Linked DNA regions of Homo sapiens: region 2 is linked to region 1. A link is a loop called in an ENCODE intact Hi-C map of the cell type or tissue named here. Cell type or tissue: gastrocnemius medialis. All regions are shown on one strand. Links, peaks and the distances in the headings refer to the core of each region. The heading gives the core; the rest is flanking DNA.

What was found. A loop is a pair of places that touch in the nucleus more often than their neighbours do. Peaks named below come from ENCODE experiments on the same cell type or tissue, not always from the same donor. Only the 100,000 strongest peaks of a DNase experiment are listed, where the experiment ranks them.
Region 2: a loop joins it to region 1, with 4 times the contacts of the local background. A loop is called at or near these places in 3 of 110 quality-filtered maps.

The regions. Positions count from the first base shown.
Region 1 is chr20:62,545,617-62,553,982 of GRCh38, reverse strand. It overlaps CRMA (cardiomyocyte maturation associated lncRNA), which reads left to right and starts at 2,422. Exons shown (of 7, transcript NR_033263.1): 1 at 2,422-2,557; 2 at 5,522-5,671; 3 at 5,983-6,156; 4 at 6,281-6,435; 5 at 7,125-8,277. MIR1-1HG (MIR1-1 host gene) reads right to left here and starts at 3,530. Exons shown (of 4, transcript NR_171007.1): 1 at 2,945-3,530; 2 at 318-518. RefSeq lists an enhancer at 2,568-3,443. In gastrocnemius medialis, for the core only: CTCF peaks have their summits at 302 and 4,267 (motif pointing left); DNase peaks (open chromatin) are centred at 3,632 and 4,161; H3K4me3 peaks cover 3,586 bases; H3K27ac peaks cover 5,125 bases.
Region 2 is chr20:62,599,577-62,607,942 of GRCh38, reverse strand. It overlaps LINC02970 (long intergenic non-protein coding RNA 2970), which reads left to right and starts at 4,502. Exons shown (of 2, transcript NR_184037.1): 1 at 4,502-4,965. RefSeq lists enhancers at 1,921-2,710, 2,711-3,501, 3,502-4,291 and a silencer at 4,034-4,183. In gastrocnemius medialis, for the core only: no CTCF peak of the experiment used is centred there; DNase peaks (open chromatin) are centred at 4,172, 4,582 and 5,202; H3K27me3 peaks cover 2,607 bases.

The sequences.
Region 1 (8,366 bases), core at 109-8,108:
TGTCCCTGGCCCCAGCAGTAGCTCGGTTTTGCGTCCATGGAAGAGACAGGCTGCCCCTCCACCCTCACCCCAGAGCAGGGAGGCATCATCCATGTCCCAAACTTTCAAAGCCAACACTTTCCTGTCCCCCTGGGTCACCTCATCCCAGCCAAGCCCAGAGAGGGCTGGGTGGAGAGAGGAACCTTGGGGGGCGCCCTGCCCAGCACCCCACTCGCAGGACCAGCCTCCTCCTTCTCCGGGAGCTGGACAACTCCTTGCTCCTGAGGCCAGACGAGGAACTGCAGACCAGAGACCCGAGAGGTGTCCTGGGGGCTTACCTGGGCATCTGCTGGTTTCCTGGGCAGGTCCCTGGTGAAGGCTGCCTCCCGGGACCCCGTATCCATGAGGAAGGGCTCAGCACCTCTCTCCGAAGATGCAGGCGAGAAAGACGATGCTTGGAGGAGTCCAGGTTCCCAGAGGGTGGTCAGGATCTCCTGAGAGGCCGTCCACTAGGGGGGCAACTCCCTAGGTGCCTCAGCCTGGCCACAGCAGACACCCAGTGGGCGAGGGAGCGTCGCTCCCCCGGTTCTCTCCCTCCTTCTCTCGCTCTTCTTCACCCTCTCCCCCGTCCCCGCCTCGCAGCGTCACCACCCTGAACCGCCGCGCAGTGCGGCCCACCTGAAGCGGCAGCTGCGCAGAGCCAGCAGCTTACATGGGCACCGGGGGTCAGCAGCCACCGTCACCTGCCCAGCGCCACTGCCGTGGCACCCCCGGGAGGCTGGTCCCACACCTGGCTCTTTGTGGCCAGCCGCCCAGCCTCCACCAGCCCCTGATCAATACCAATTTACAGTCAAATGCAGGGGGCCGCCTTCCTGTTAATGAATTTCCCGGTGCTCACCAGCTCCTAATGAGCCTGTTAAAGAGGGTTTAAGTAAACTTAGCGAGTGGCAAACTAAGCACTTTGGAATACTTAATTGTATCGATATGTTTTTCATTGCGTTTAAAAATGTCTCTGAGTGGGAAGCAGAGGCTGCCTCCTTCCCTGCCAACTTCTATGACCAGCCGTGAAGCCAGACTCTGAAAAATGTGGAGAAAGAGCCAGAAGGAGACCAATGGGACCTCAAGGTTAGGCCCTCACCAGCAGGAAGGGAAGCCGCCCCGAACCTGCTGGGAGCGGGGAGAGGAGGAGGAGGAGGAGGAGGAGGCCTGCAGGGTTTCGAGGCCTCGCAGTGGCCCAGGGCGAGCCTGGCACGTGCGGTGGTGAGAGGTGGAAAGAAGGCTTTGCAGGTGCCTGGGGGGGACGGGGGCCAGGGAGGCGCCAGTTGGGGGTGCAGGCCGGGCACAGACACAGGAGGCTTGCTAAGCGGTGGGGTCCAGCTGGGCCCTGGCCCCTGTCCTGCCACTGACCCTGGCGTGGGGTGGGACAGCAGCCCCGGGACATGAAAGGACCTCCCGTTGTCCTCATCAGGAAGAGAGGTCCAACATGACTCTGTTGCTCCTCCAGGCAGCCCGTCCATGCGAGGGGACAGCCCGGAGCGAGTTGGTTCTCTCTTACCACCCAGGGCAGGGCAATGTCTCCGCAGAGCCTGCAGTGTGCAGAGGCCACTGAGCATGCTGTGGCTGTGTGGCAGTGGGTCTGCAGCTGGGCATGGCTGGGTTGGAGTTTCACGTGGGGGTGGGTGGGGGCGGGGGGTGGGGGTTGTGCTTAAGGCTCTGGAGGCATCCCCTCTACAAAGGAAGGAGCAAATGGCAGACAGAAGCAGAAGCTGATGTCCCATTTCCACGTAGCTGCTGTGATTTATCATTTTCACGTAGCCAAGGATACAAAAAGGGCACCCGACACCGCAGCCTGAGCTTCAACTTCGGGGGCACCTGGGTTCCGCCGCTCATCTGTGCCCTCCCAAGACCTCCGCAATAACCGTCCCCGGAGTCCAGGGAAAAGGCCTCCTCAACGTCCCCAGCTCCCTGGCACATGAGCTCTCAGAGCCTGGGACACTCCCGCAGCCTGGCTCAAGCCCCCACGACCTGTGAGGCATTCATCTGGACGGGGTCTGGGGGTCAAGGGGAAAGCTGGGAGTCCCAAAGGGCAGGAGAGTCACCCCAGACCCAGCCAGAGTCCACAGGACTTCTGCCCACTCACAAATGAATTGTAGTCACTTTTCAAAAAGTTTCCCGTCTGCATAGAAAAAGAGCACCCAGCCGCCTCCAAGCAGACCCCACCGTGAGCCGAGCTGGCTCCTGTGCCCGGGGCCTCCTCCGGGGCTCTTCAGCGGTGAATACCGCCCGGCCCCCGGCATCAGCGCCGCGGGAGGCCACGCGGGAAGTCAAGCTCCCCAGCAGGGACCTGCACAGACGCCGACCACCAGGGCTGCTCTCCCCGAAGCCCCCCTAGTCTCCGCCCACATGTGCCCCCCGCCCCCCACCTCGCCGCCCTGCCCCTGTAAACGCCTCCTGACCCTGACGTGGCTGGGAGAGCTGCAGAAGTGCCGAGTCCCGGCCGGGGGCAGCCTCGCCGCCGCTCAGCTCGGGAATCCCTGCCCCCCACCAGCACCTCAGTGGGGGATACTGCAAGTTCAAGGTAAGTTTAGCCCCACGCCCGGCTGCCGGGGCTTTGTTGCGGAGCGGCAGGTGAATCGCGCCCCCAGCCCAGCCCCGAAGCCCCCATGCCATCCACTGCCCGCGTGGGGGGCCGCTGCTTTCTTGCAAAATGCCCGCAAGTCAAAGTTCCTGCCTCCCAGCTGGACGCGCCCTCCAGGCCCTGCCGGCTGCTGGCTCTGCAGTTTTCCAAATGTGGATGATGCCGCGAGCCAAGAGAAAACTCCACGGCACCCCCGCCGGAGCCGCACGGCGCCGGCACCCGCAGCACCCACCTCGCTGGCAGGCACACCCCCCACCGCGGTGCCCGGCAAGTTTGCAGGGGCCGTCCCGGCGGCCCAGCGGTGGTGATGGGCTGAGCAGGACTCACCGCGGAGCCCAGGGCACCCCTGGGGCCGGGCTGGTGACAGCGGCAGCGGCGGCGGGCGCAGGGTCGCGGCTCCCTAGGAGATGCTGCAGCGGCGGCAGCACCAGCCACCTCCTCCGGGAGCCAATCGCGAATGCAGGGGTGGGGGCCGAAGCTCGATGCGTCCGCACTTGGTGGGGGCAGAGAGAGAAAGAAGACACCAGGCACCCCCTCTCCACACCCCTGCCCTTCCCCCAGCCCTCCTGCAGCAGCGCAGACTTAGCAGGAGGGAGATCTTGAGAGAGAGAGAGAGAGAGAGAGAGAGAGAGAGAGAGAGAGAAGGCGCTGGTGCAGAGTTAGGGAGAGGCGGCCGAGCTGCACACCTTGAGCCCCGGCCTCCTCCGAAGGGAACCCCTGCACCCCAGCGGGGTCAGCACAAGGTAGAGAAGGTAGAGGTCAGGGTGGAACAAAAGGGAAGGTCCCGCGGGTGTGCACGCTCTCGCAGGCACACAGCCGGCTCGCGGAGACACAGGGGCGGGGGAGGGGAGGGGAGGGGAGGGGAGGGCCTGACCTGAGAGGCCAGAGCGGGCGTGGGGGCCCCCCTCGGGTCAGGAGCCGGCCTCACCTTTGCAGTTCTTATATACCCGGCCAAGCATCCCAAACACGCGGCCCTGGCCAAGTGGCCCCCTCGGGCTGCGCTCCCTGACCATATTTAGTCAAGCAGGGGAAAAAATAGCCTGTCAGCTGGGCCGCGGCTGGCCCGGCCACCGGGAACAGGGTGGGAGCACCCACGCCATTGACGGCGGGTCCCGGGCTCAGGCTGCTGTCCTGCCCCTCCCGGCCCCTCCCTGACAGGCCTCCCACCGGCTGTCCCTGCCCGAGATCCCCCCGCTATTTTTAGCCCAGCCAGTACAGAGGCGCCTCCTCAGTAGCCGGGCAGCAGCCTCCATGCCATGCCAGCCGGCTCCTAGGGTGCCCTGGGGAGACCCGGGCATCTCCCAGGCTGCAGGGCCGGGGGTGGGGGGGGCGGGCAGAATGGTACGGCCTCCTTCGCTGCTCTGAGCCTCCAGTGGGCTGAGCCCACCCAGGCCACCAGGAGTGGGTGGCCCCCTCCACAGTCCCATCGGCTCTGCCCTTTTGCCTAGAATTGGGGCCAGGATCAGGTGGTGACAGAGCCACCTGGGTTTCCGGAGACTCTCAAGCCAACCCCAAGTCATGACAAATGCCAGTCGCCTTGGACAGAGGCAAGGTCAACCTGCTTGCCGCCCCCAGCCAGGCCCTGCCACCAAGGGTGTGTGATGGGGAGACCCCAATCCCGGGTGCTGGACGGGCTCAGGAGCTCCCCCTTCCGGGATTTCACGCCCGAATTATGTAACAGACGAGGGCCTGGGACGGGGCCTGACGGGGATCTGTCCTTGCAGGGCCTGGACGCAGAGACCAGAGGCCTGAACTGGCAGACTGTCCTCACAGGCTGTGTGACGCTGGCTGGTCGTCCCATCTCTCTGGGGCCCCACAGGACTGGGGACCAGGTCGTGGAATGACAGTGGACCACAGTGGTCCGGGGACCCCGCTCGTTGGTGGCAGGCACAGGCCCGTGTGATGGGGACAATGAGCTTTGGTATTTGTGAGTCCTGTCCAGAGCATAGGTCCTCCTGTTCAGAAGCCACCTCATAAATGTCCCCAGTGCCTCCCGGACTTAGGAAGGCATCCCCTTGTGGTTCTGGCCAGTTAGGGACACAGGGCCGGGGAGTCTATGCCGCTCAGAACAGGCTCAGCTGCATCTAATCCCAGGGGAGCCCCTGAGGAGCCTGCACACCCCCCAGGCTGGCCCACAGGAGCTGAGGCAGGGCTCTCCTCCAGGTTCACCTCCTGGGCTCACGGCCCCTTCCCCACATCCCAAGGCCGGCTCTGCAGAGTCATGGGGAGAAGCCGGAGCCCCAGCCACACTCGCCACACACGCCGACACCCACTCTGGTGTCCTCCGGCCAGCGACAGCGAGGGACAGAGGGACGCCCCCTGCACCTGCCCAGTGCAGAGGCTTCTTGAGTGATGCCAGGCCCTTCTCCCAGCCCTGTACGCCCCGCTAAAGACCCCATGTCTCACCATAAAGGAGGCCAGGAGGTTTTAAGCTTCTACCTGGTCTGAGCACTTTTCTGGAAACTAAATAGCCACTCGGCTTCCCACTGGCAGCGGGAGAGCGTGGTGTGAGGTGTGGTGTCCAAACTCCCCCTGCAAGGCCCCTCCCCTGCAGCCCACTTCCTCCTGCCTGCCGTCTCCAGGCAGGGTTGAGGGGGGCAGGCCAGGCCTGCAGCTGGGGTCAGGGGCATAGACAGCCACAATGGGGGAGGTGGGGAGCAGTCTGCAGGCCTGGGCAGGCGGCTCTGTAAAGGATGCGGGTGCTTTGTGGTGGTGAGAGAGAGGGTATGCAGCAGACGTGGCCATAAATCACCCTCCTCACGGCAGCCCCACACCCACGGACCAGGGCACGGGCACAGGGCCATCTCCTTCCAGGAGAAGGGCTGGTGTGGGTGGCCAGATCTGACAGCCCCCAGGCCGTAGGACAGAGCCAGAAGACAGAGCAGTTCCCCCGTTTACCCATAGCACCAGCCTCACAGTAACAGCCGGCACACAGCACTTAGGCTGCCTGGTGTTCCAGAAGCTTCTGCAGGGGCTCTATGCTGCACTCAAGGCATCCCTAAGAGGAGAGCATTTTGCTGTCCCCACTTTACGGAGAAGGAACGTGGGCTCAGGGTGGGTGCCTCACTCTCCCAAGGTCCCATACCAAGCACTGATCGGAGCTGGGTGTGTTCTGGCCCCCACCATGTCCACGGCTGTCCTCGCCAGGGCAGTAAAGTCAGAGCCCATAGCCCTCGCCCCTGACGGCCCAGGGCCGTGCTGCCCGTGGCCCACTCCACCATGATTTGAAAGGGAGACCGCAGTGGGTAGGAGAGACGGGAGGGAGGGGAGAGGGGAGAGAAGGGGGAGACGGGGTAGAGGGGGCAGAAGGGGAAGAGAGGGGAGAAGGGCCTAGGCCCCCGAGACTTTCCCCTTGGTGTCTGCAGGTGGTTTAAGGCGTGAATGAATGAAGGAGCAAGCAGTAAGCCCCGACAGCAAGGCCACCACAGCCCTCGCCCCACAGGGACGCCTGAGCAAGGACCCAAGCAGGGGACAAGCAGGCTCACCCCGCCCTTGCGGGGCTGACCACGAGGCCCCGTCCGGTGGAACACGCCATGACGGTGAGTGCTCTGCCCTGTCTCACACGGCTCCCACTGGCCACGGTGGCTGCCAAGCTCTCAGAAACGGGGCTGGTGCCCCTGCAGACCTGGATTTTTTAGTCAGTGCAGCTTTGATTTGTTTCAGCTTCAGGAGGCTCATGTAGCTGGCGCCGTATGGGACAGCGGGGGAGAGAGAAAATGCACAGCCCAGGGAATGTGGAGACAGGCCCAGCGCCAGGCATGGGGGCCGGAAGGAGCAGCCGGGGAGCAGGGGGCAGGGCCTGGAGTCCCGCCTTGCAGGTCAGAGGTCAGAGGTCAGGGAAGGCCTGGGTGGGGGTGAATGAACAGGCCCCCCAGTGATGTCAGAGGGGCAGGCGGGGAAGGGTCCCGGAAGAGCACCCCGGGGAGTGTGTACAGGAAGGCAGGAGCCCGGAGGCGGGAAGGGGGGCCTGGTGTGTCCAGCGGGCAGCAGGAGGCCAGCATGGCTGCCACTGGGGCAGTGGCAGTGGATGGGTGGCCTGGGGCTGGGCTTCGGGCAGGGTCAGACCACGTCAGGCCTTGTAGGCCAGTGCCAGGGCTGCAGGTGTCCTGCTGAGGGGCACAGGCCTGGGCAGGCTGGCACGGCTATAGCAGGGTCCTTATGGCTTATCTGCTGAGGGTGAGGGTGGAGGGCAGAGGCTGGAGCATCAGGGGCCCTGCCCAGCTGCGGTGCCCTGGGGAGGGCTGCCCAGCTCTGGCTGTGCCTTGAAAGTTTGCCCGAAAGATTCACTGTTGGAGCAGATGTGGTCACAAGAGCAAGGGGGGATGTCAGATGGCCTGGGCCCTGAGGAACAGAGTGCATCCCTAGGAGGGGGACGGCCCGTCACCAGGGAGCCTTCTGAGACCATTTTGTAGGTGGGGAAACTGAGGCTCAGGAGGAAAAGCCAGTTGCCCAGCACGCGAAGACCCAGAGCCTATCTTCCTGCCCCTACATCCTTGTCTGTCCCCAGATCTGAACCTGCCCCAGCCCCAGGACTCTGAGTGCAGCAAGAGGGGAGCCGGGCTGGAGAGTGGGGAGCACGGAGACTGTGGCCTGGATGGTGCCAGAGCAAACAGGAGAGAGGCTGCCCAACGCAGAGGCTGCAGCACAGACCAGAGGGTCCCGGGGCTGACTGGGTGGGGGCAGCTCCCAGCGAGAGGCCCCTGGGATTTGGGTAAGTAGAGGCACATGCAGACTCTGGCCACAGGGCACCTCGCGCACGAGGGGAGTTCACCACACAAGCTGAGCGGAGGGCGGACGCAGGAGAGCAGCGGTTTCTCGGAAGCCAAGGGCGGTCATGGAGCCCCACGCCACAGCGCTTCCCACGGGGCCACACCATCCGGTCTGCGGAGGGGGCTGCATTGCCGGGAAGGACCATCTGATTCTGGATTCCAGCCTCACCCTGGGCCACCGCTGAGTGTCCCAAGTGGCCCCTTAGCCCCCAGGGCCAGGCGGCATCCCAATCCCCTAGGGATGTCTGTGCTCAGAATGTGGCACACACGCCCCGGCAGGGCCATCCTCCTCCTCCTGCACCCGCCACAGCCGTGGATTCGGGGTCTCTATCGTGGGCAGAAATTCACACAGTCAAGGTGAGGGTCCCAGGAGCAGCTGTGACCAGGCCCCGGCTGCCAGGGAGAGGGGGTCTTCAGCCGACGGGGCAGACACCCTGAGATGGACCCTTGTCCAGGGGAGGGCCCTGCCACCCACAATTCCTTGGCATTCCTGCACCAGCAGGACGGGCTGAGGGAGGCGCCTCACCAGTGCCAGCGCCCAGCATCACTGTGCCCCGGTGGAGGGGGAGGCCCTTCCGAGCCTGGGCCTGGGTGTGGATGAGGGCAGGTCTCTCACCTCTCTGACCTCAGCTTCCTCAACTGGGAAGGGGGGCCACAGCACCCCCTTAGGGGTGATGAGGAAGTGGGAGCTCAGGGAGGACCCCGGGCAGGGCTGCCTCCTCACCTCTCTTCGGCCTTTGGACACTGGAGCTCAGAGGACCAAGTGAATGAATGAATGACTCGATCAATCAACTGATCCATGAATCCATGGACCCCTGAACAGCTGGACAGCTGGGCTGTGGGCAGGACAGGGGACTCTGGCTGAAGCCGCGTTCATATGTGTTCAGCTTTGTGAGTGGGGCGAGGTTGAGGGCTTATTCAGTGGGGGAGGTGCACGGCAGGGCCAGTACCCTTGGAGGGTCAGGCCACAGGGGCGGGGA
Region 2 (8,366 bases), core at 147-8,146, 54 kb before region 1:
CTCCTCACTTCCAGGCATGGACTCGCCCGCCTCACCGGGTCACGGGCCCGACCCCCGACCATTCACTGCAGCTGGGCAGCCTCATCCGGAACACAGAGGGATGGAACAGGGCAGGGCTGGGTCCCCAAGGCAGGACTGGGGCCACCACCTCAACAAGGGGTCCCTCCGCAGTGTCCCAACAGACACCATCTCCCTGCTGGCCTGAGGATTCTGGAACTCGGCTGGGAATGGCCCCAAGAGGAGGAGGTGTTCTTGAAACATCTTTTCGAGGTTTATGAGACATTCTATTAGCCCAGCCTCAGACAACTGTTCGTGGGAGATGCAGCATGTGCACCCCTGCGATAATTTTCTAGGCAAGAGGCAATAAAAAGAAGTGGACTCTAACACGAAGGCACTGCCGCCTTGGTTTGAAGGTTTAAGGCAGGCCCTATATTTGGGGGCCAAGAGACAGTGAGCACATAAGCATTTAATCGGCAACATGGGCAAGGATCATTTCAGAGCGTGCTATATAGACAAGACCCACTTTAATCTATTGGAAACTTGTTTCAGGAGGTGACAGTTTGCTCGTTCCCTTAAACGCTATTTAAAGAGGAAACCAAATTATCTAAAATCGGTGTGGACAGTGGTGGACACACAGCTGACCCTCTCTGTCCTCAGTTTGCAAATACATAGGATTCTGGCTGGGGCGCAGCTCGAGACTAGCCCACGATGGCGACGTGGCAAAGAGGTTTCCAGGTGCAGCCTTCACGGGGCGTGGGTCACATATGAGGGGGCCAGACTCTGGGTCAGCCATTCGTGCACAGGTGCTTTGATCTTCGCAGCTGGTGCAGATATTATCGCCCCGCCCCCGCCCCGTCTCCCAGTTTGGGATTCCAGATTCCCCAGGGAGCGAGAGCTGGCAGCCCGCCTCTGCAGCAGCCCCGTGGGCAGGGCCAGGTGGGGACAGTGTGTGCGCTGCAGGTGCAGAGTCCCCAGGGAGGCCCCGTGGTGTAGCAAGGAAGCTGCTGCATGTGGCTGTGTGGGGGCACTGGCTCTGTGGAAATGGGCACTGCCTGGCCTGGAGCCCAGCACCCCCTGCACCCCTCTAGCCACAGAGGCAGCCGTGCTGGGGCCCTGCCAGCAGCTGAGTAAAACTGCTAATGAAATAGCACCGTTAAAAATGGGCCTGCCGTCCACGCCAGAGTGCTTCGCTGGCCCCCAGCCCAGTGCTCCCTAGCACGGGGTCAGGGTGTGGGTCCCCAGGGAGCAGCTACAGCTGAACACTGCCCCCGCCTCGCCTGGAATGTGGTCCATTCGGCCTCGCGGCCGTTTGCTGTTTGCCTCGCGGCCGTTTGCTGTTTGCCTCGCGGCCGTTTGCTGTTTTCATGCTCTTTCTCCATCCAGGGGGTTTCTTGATGCCAGGAATTTCACCAGCTTTGGCCCCTTCCTCTCCTCCCTTCCTGCCTTCCTCTCCCTTCCTCCCACCTCCAGCAGCGTCTTTTTCTCCTTTCAGAATTTCAGATGGTGTCTTCCATTTGCATTAAAACCAAACAGTTTAATCATCATATTTAAATAAAGGCGTTGCCTGGAACTGCTCTCTTCCTTAATAATGAACCTTGGCATGAGGAAGGAGCCTCTATTTGTATTTTTAAAATTGCTTTTACAAGGTGTGGGGAGGGCCCTTCTGGAAGGAGAACTTTCTTTGCTATTTCTGAATGAGGAAGAGTTTGCATTTCTCTGGGTTGCCCGGCCCAGTTGTTCGTGTTGTCTTGGAGTAACACGGGGAACAGCTGTTCATGATAAATGTGTTGCTCACATGGCCTCAGTGGTCCCCACCAGTGGCTTCTGGGTATTTAGCATGGCCTGGAGGCCTTGAGTTACGAGGGCTCCCCTGTGGGCTCTGCTTTGTGCACCACTGAGCTTCAGGAAGCCGCTGTGAGGTGTCAAGCCATGCCCCCTGCTCCCCCCAGCTCAGCACGTCCTGAGCCCCTGAAAACTCTCACCTTCTCCAGACAGACAGGACTTGCTGGCTGCTTTAGATACTAGTACAATATTGTGGATGGTCGGGGGGGTCCCCAGGAATGGCCAAGGGAAGGGGGTGTCCTTTAAACCCCTGAAGCTGGGTAAGGAGGCCTTTTAAAAAATAGGGCTGTTTACAGGGGGCAGGGCCAGCTGAGGCCTTGGACCTCCAGAGACACTTCCTCCCCCAACTTCCTCCACCCCCAGCCCCATGCCACCCATCAGGCCTGCTCTGGCCAAGGCCCTGCCTTTCACCCAGCTCCCTCTCCATCAGCCAGAGAAAGGATGCTAGAGAAAAGTGCACCTTCCCTAGAGAGGCTACAGGAAGATTCCCGGTCCCGGTCAGGTGGGCAAGTCTGGTGGGCAGTGCCAGCGGATGCAGGGCTGAGCTGCGCCTGGCAAGGGCCAGCCAAGTTCACGGAGGGTTGAGCTCAGCAGGCGCACCACAGGCCTGCCTGCTAGAAGAGGTCATTGCGGTGGTTTCTGTGGGTCCCCAAGGCTACAGGGGTGTGGGTGAGGCAGGAGGGTTGGGGGAAGGGGCAGGCTCTGACCTGGGGCACCGGCTGGGAGGGTATAGCAGTAGGTCGGCTCTGCTAGGAGTGTGTGCACTTTCTACACCTTCAGGTTCTGAGCAGCGAGTCCTGAGCCAAATCTTGTCTCTCAGGAAAACCTTGGAGGTGTCTGTGTGTGCATGGAGGTGGGGTGCACCTGCTCCCACAGGTGTATGCTCCCGGGGGGTCAGGGTTGGTGGAGCATCCAACCCTTGCTGAATGCAGACCTGGGACACTGAATGGGGCAGGAAGCCCCCGGCTGACCGGACTGCAGCAGAACTCGGGGCTGTTCTGGGGCTTGCCTCCCTCCCCTGCAGCAGACAGGGCTCCAAAGCTATGGGGCAGGTCCTGGCAGGTGATGGGGCAGGTCCCGGCAGGTGATGGGGCAGGTCCCGGCAGGTGATGGGGCAGGTCCCGGCAGGTGGCATGCACGGGTGGGCTGTGCATGACTCGGGGCCTTGCTGGGTGGCCACACGAGTGACTGGAGGCATTTTCAAAAGATGCCCCATGGGTCTCCCAGCCCCAGGCTCTTCTCTAGCATGACCAAGGCTGCTCCCATGGAGGGGTCTCTGTCCCCTCTTCTGGAATCTGAGGGCCTCGTGACTGTCGGAAAGGATGCCAGGTGGCTCCGCGTCTCGGCTTCCACCTCTCTCTCAAGTGCTGGCCTCGGGAAGCCCACCCATGTCACATGTGGGGCTGCCGGAGAGGCCCAGCCCGAGATCCCGGCTGCAGGTCCCACTGATGGCGGCATCGTCTGTAGGAGACTCCCTCTGGAGTCTCCAGGCTCTGGCCCCAAGGCTTCCCCGAGGAGGCTGCAGACCTTGGGGAGGAGGCCTGGGCCATCCCAAGTGGCCTGTCGGAGTCTCTGACTCACAGGCGCTGTGAGCAGCAAGCATGGTCGTCCCGCAGCCTAGGCCTGGGCGCCTATTGTGCATCCCAGAAGCTGGAACGCGTGCTGGGCACAGACAGCTCCTCAGAGCAGAGTGGCCAAGCTGTGGCACGTCTGGGGGCCGATCCCCGTAGGGCTGAGTCTGCCAGGGGCACCAGCCACAATCCTGAGTACTGATTATGCACTGGCTGAACAAGCTGTCCCCAGCGGCTCTGCTGTGGTTCTTTGGTTGAAGCAAACGCTGGCGCTGGGTCTCACCTGCCTCCACACTTGCCCTGGCTCCTGGAGGCTCCAAGGGATGGGGCATCTCGTGAACAGGTGGGGCCTGGGTCTGGCCAACTGTGTTTGCCTCTGGCGGTGGCCAGGTCCAGCACCAGCACTTTGCTCACTCTGGTCCCCAGAGGGCTGGGCAGGTGCTGCGGCAGGAGGTGCCCCTGACCGCGTGGCCTGCTGGAAAGGAGCCTCCCAGCTCAGCGGCAGCCGGAGACAGTGTCCAGAGTGCCCGCAGTGCCACCCGAGCTCAGAGCCTCTCCCAGCGCCAGCACGATCAGAGGATGCTTTAACCGAAGCCATTAAGCTGTCACGGCCCATCCGCCTCCCGCCCCTTCCTGTCAGTTACTGCAGGCGGGGGGGACGCGGGGGGCAGCAGCAGCGGGGTGGGGGGAGCCCCTCCGCTTCCCTGAGTCACCGCCATCCGGCCAGACTGCCCACCACCGGCTCTGAGCTCATCGGCTCTGCGGTCAATCACTTCCCTCTGGAGCTGGGCAAGGCACTGGGGAAACGTGGGCCTGAGCAGGACTTTGCAGCCAAGGCCACTGGACTAGCTTGAGAGTCCTGGGCAGCATCCAGGCACGGGCTCCAGGCCTTCTGCCCCAGCTCGAGGTGCCATAGCAGGTGCCTCTCATGGGATTGGGGCAAGTGGCACAGTCTTGAGGCTCCCCCAGTCAGACCCTTCCCCCTTCTCCCCAGGCCATGGTGGGCAGGTGGCCACTTCCGTTGCTGCCTGTGTCTGAGGACATTGGCCCAGGGTTGGCAAGAAGAGGAAGGTGTTGCATCAACATGCAGCACATTCACCTGACAAGGAGCTGGCCGCAGCCTCCGCTGCCAAACGGTGACGGTGCTGGCTGGTGCCCCCAGGAGCTGTTCACCACCTCCCGGGCTAATGGCGCTTGCTGCCTGGCACACAGCAGGTGACTACACTGCATGGCTTATAAATGTGGCCTCTGCCAGGAAATCCTGGGAAAGAGCCAGGGAGGTGACGTTTTATCCACGAGCCTGCTATGGCTTAGCCTAGCCCTCCCCTAACTGTGACCAAGCTCTGGATGAGACACAGACAACTACTGAGGACCTGCAAAGTAAGGAGACTGCAGGGCGGAGGCGGAACTTGGAGGAGTGACCTGCCGTGGAGTTTCTGGTTTCCTCCTTGTGGCTTTGTCTGGAGGGCAAGCCCCACTCTCAGATCCACATGGCAACACAAGCAGCTAAAACGCAGATAGAAACCCCAACCTGGGAAAAGGAGTCCTACAGGTAAGAAAGGGGTGGAACCCCAGAATGGGGAGAGCCGGGGAAGAAGAGAGGGGTGGAACCCTGGAAGGGGGAGAGCCGGGGAAGAGAGGGGGCAGAACCCCAGAAGGGGGAGAGTGGGGGAAGAGAGGGGGCAGAACCCTGGAAGGAGGAGAGCAGGGGAAAAGAGGGGGCGGAACCCTAGAAGGGGGAGAGCCAGGGAAGAGAGGGGGCGGAACCCCGGAAGGGGGAGGGCTGGACACGGCAATTGCCTAATTCTGTGCATGAATCCGCATAAGTCTCACAGTGCCACCCAGCAGTGCCAACCCAGCAAAGGTCTTGAGAACCACACTGAGAGAGGTGGGGTTTGGGATGAACCTGGCTGCTAAAGTGGAAACAGCAACGTTCCCCGAGGGCTAGGACAGCACCCAGAGTCCACACGGTGTGCTCAGACGTAAAACAAAATTACTCAATAGACACAAAACTAGGAAGGTGTGATCATCCTCAAGAGAACAGACAATGCTCAGATGCCAGCCCCAACTGACACAGATGCCTACAGCAGCCGCGGTAACTGCTTTGCGAGTTGCACGCATACACAGCACACGCACACACACCTCAGAAAGGAGCATTAGATGAAATGAATAATAAACCTCACAGAGAGGTAGGAAAAAAAATAAACAAATGAGTATTTTTGAACTAAAAGAATAGAGTATCTGCAATTAAAATTGTACTGATGGACTCAATAGCAGAATGGAGACAAAGGAAAGCCAGCGAACGTGAAGACAGATAAATAGAAAATATCCACTCCGAAGAACGAAGATAAAGAGGAAAAACAAGAACAAGCATCACGGGCCAGCTGGGGTCGTATCGAAAGGCCCAGCACATACCTGGTTCCAGAAAGCAAGGAGGAGGTTGGGGCAGAAAGTTATTTGAAGGAATATTGGCTGAAACATCCCAAGTCTGGTGAAATACATAAATGTAAGCATTCAAGAAGCTCAGTGAACCCCAAAGAAGATAAACAGAAAGGAAAATAGACCCAGACATAGCATCATCAAATTGCTGAAAACTGAAGAAAACATCTGGAAAGCAGCTAGAGAAAAACAACACATTTCGTACACAAAAGCAGTGACTCCAGTGACTACAGAATTCTTGCCAGAAACCACGGCAGCCAGGAGACAGCAGAACGATGTCTTTAATGCATGAAAGGAAAGGTTTCTCCTTGCAAGGTGTTTGTTCATTTCTTCCAAGTTGTGGAATATATGGGCAGAAGATTGGACACCATCCCCCTCGACTCTTTTTTCCCATCTGTAGGGTCTGCGGTGATGTCCTTTTTAGCCTCCATGTTTGTAATGAGGGTCTCTTTGTTTTGGGGTCAGTCTGGCCAGCAGCTTATCAATTGTATTGATCTTTTCAAAGAATCAGCTTGGGTTTCATTTATTTTCTCTATTTTCTGTTTTTGTTTTTTGTTCAGCTGATTTCCACCCTGATCTTTATTACCTTCTACTTTCCGCATGCGTTTTGTAATTTATTTTTCCCTTACTAGTTTCTCCAGGTGAAAGCTCCTATCATAGTTGGCAAGGGTTTTCTGTAAAGGGCTAGAGAGTAAATATGTTTGGTTTTGTGAGCCACGTGGTGTCTGTTGCAACCACTCAACTGCTGTTGTAGCGTGAAAGCAGCAACAGAAAACACATAAAATACCAAGTTGTTCTCCAGCATAACTTTATTTTCAACAGCAAGAAGGGGCCAGACATGGCCGGTGGGCTGTAGCTTGCTGGCTCTTGGCTTAGAGTGATTTGTGATCTCTTCCTTTTTTATCGTTTCAGCAATTACTGCTGTAAAATCTATCCTAAACACCAGTCAATCTGCATCCCACAAATGTTGATATGTTGTTTTAATTTCCATTGAATTCAAAATAGTGTCTAATTACCTCTGCATTAACCCTGTGCTTCTGCGCTTTGACATCTGGGGTGACCCAGGAGGGGCTCCCCCTCCAAGGGCTTCCCAGCAAGATCACCCTTCATAAGCAAATCAAGGATTCCAGAGCCCACACCCCAACCGCTCCCCAACTGGGCCACACTCTGGGCCAACGTCCCCCTGCCCTAATCACCCCAGGGCCAGGAGCTACACCCAGACCAGCTGGCATTAATGCAACCAGCCAGTTCTCCACCTGTCCACCCCCTGGCCTGGTCCTTCCCACACCACGTTCCTCGCACCCTCTGCCTCCTGGCCTACCTGGTGCTTGCCCTGTGCCCCTTCACCGTGGTGATGCGGCCAGCTCTGTCCTCTTGGGACCCGTGACAAATCATCTTTTTGATGGTGGTTGTCTCCTGACCTGTGGGCCTCACCCTACCTGAATAACAATGAAAGTTACATTTTAAAAATACCAGGTCACCTCCTCTGTTGATATGTTGTTTTAATTAACAACTTCTAAACAACTCATGAGTTCTTTTGGTTTTTTTGAGATGGAGTCTTGCTCTGTCAGCCTGGCTGGAGTGCAGTGGCACAATCTCGGCTCACTGCAACCTCTGCCTCCTGGGTTCAAATGATTCTTGTGCCTCAGCCTCCCGAGTAGCTGGGATTACAGGTGTGGGCCACCATGACCAGCTAATTTTTGTATTTTTAGTAGAGACGGGATTTCACCATGTTGGTCAGGCTGGTCTCAAACTCCTAACCTCAAGTGATCTGCCTGCCTCAGCCTCCCAAAGTGCTGGGATTACAGGCGTGAGCCACGACGCCGGTCGCTCACGAGTTATTTAGAATTGAGTTGCTTAATGTTTCAGGATGTTCTGTATTGGGTTCTCCTTTCATTCTAATTCTGGGATAGTCAAGGAACACAAGTCTCAACAAATCTTGAGATTATTCTTACTTTGTTCTCTGCACGACTTGAGTCTTTTAAGATCTACTGAGACTTGTGCTGGGACCCAGCGCGGTCGGCCTTGGTCACTGCTCTGCGTGCCCTGGAGAAGCATGCACCGCTGCTGGGGTGCAGTGTCTGGCACGTGCCATGGTCCAGCTGGCCCCCGATGTTCTGTGGGGGCATTGCTCCCCAGCGTGTCCGGACAGGTTCTTGCTGAGCACCGGAACCCTGAACATCCAGGGAATGAGGCGTCAGACACAGTGGGGGAGCTCCAGCCAGCGAGCGCCTGCTCCCGCTCCGGGAAGCGCTCCTGGTCCATGGCATCACCGTCCTCAGGCGCAGTCAGGCCTGGGGATGTTTCCTGCCACCGGAAGTGCCCTGAAGGTGTCCTGGTGGCCGCCGTGTGAAGGGATGATGTGACTGTGCACCACAGTCCCCATTTCAGGAGCACGATTCACCCCGGGACGCGGTCCTGAGACCGTCCCACTCTTTAGGGGCTGTGGGGGATGGAGGAGGGGCTCATGAGAGTCACCCAGACCCACAGTTCACCCTGCATTTTCCCAGTGGT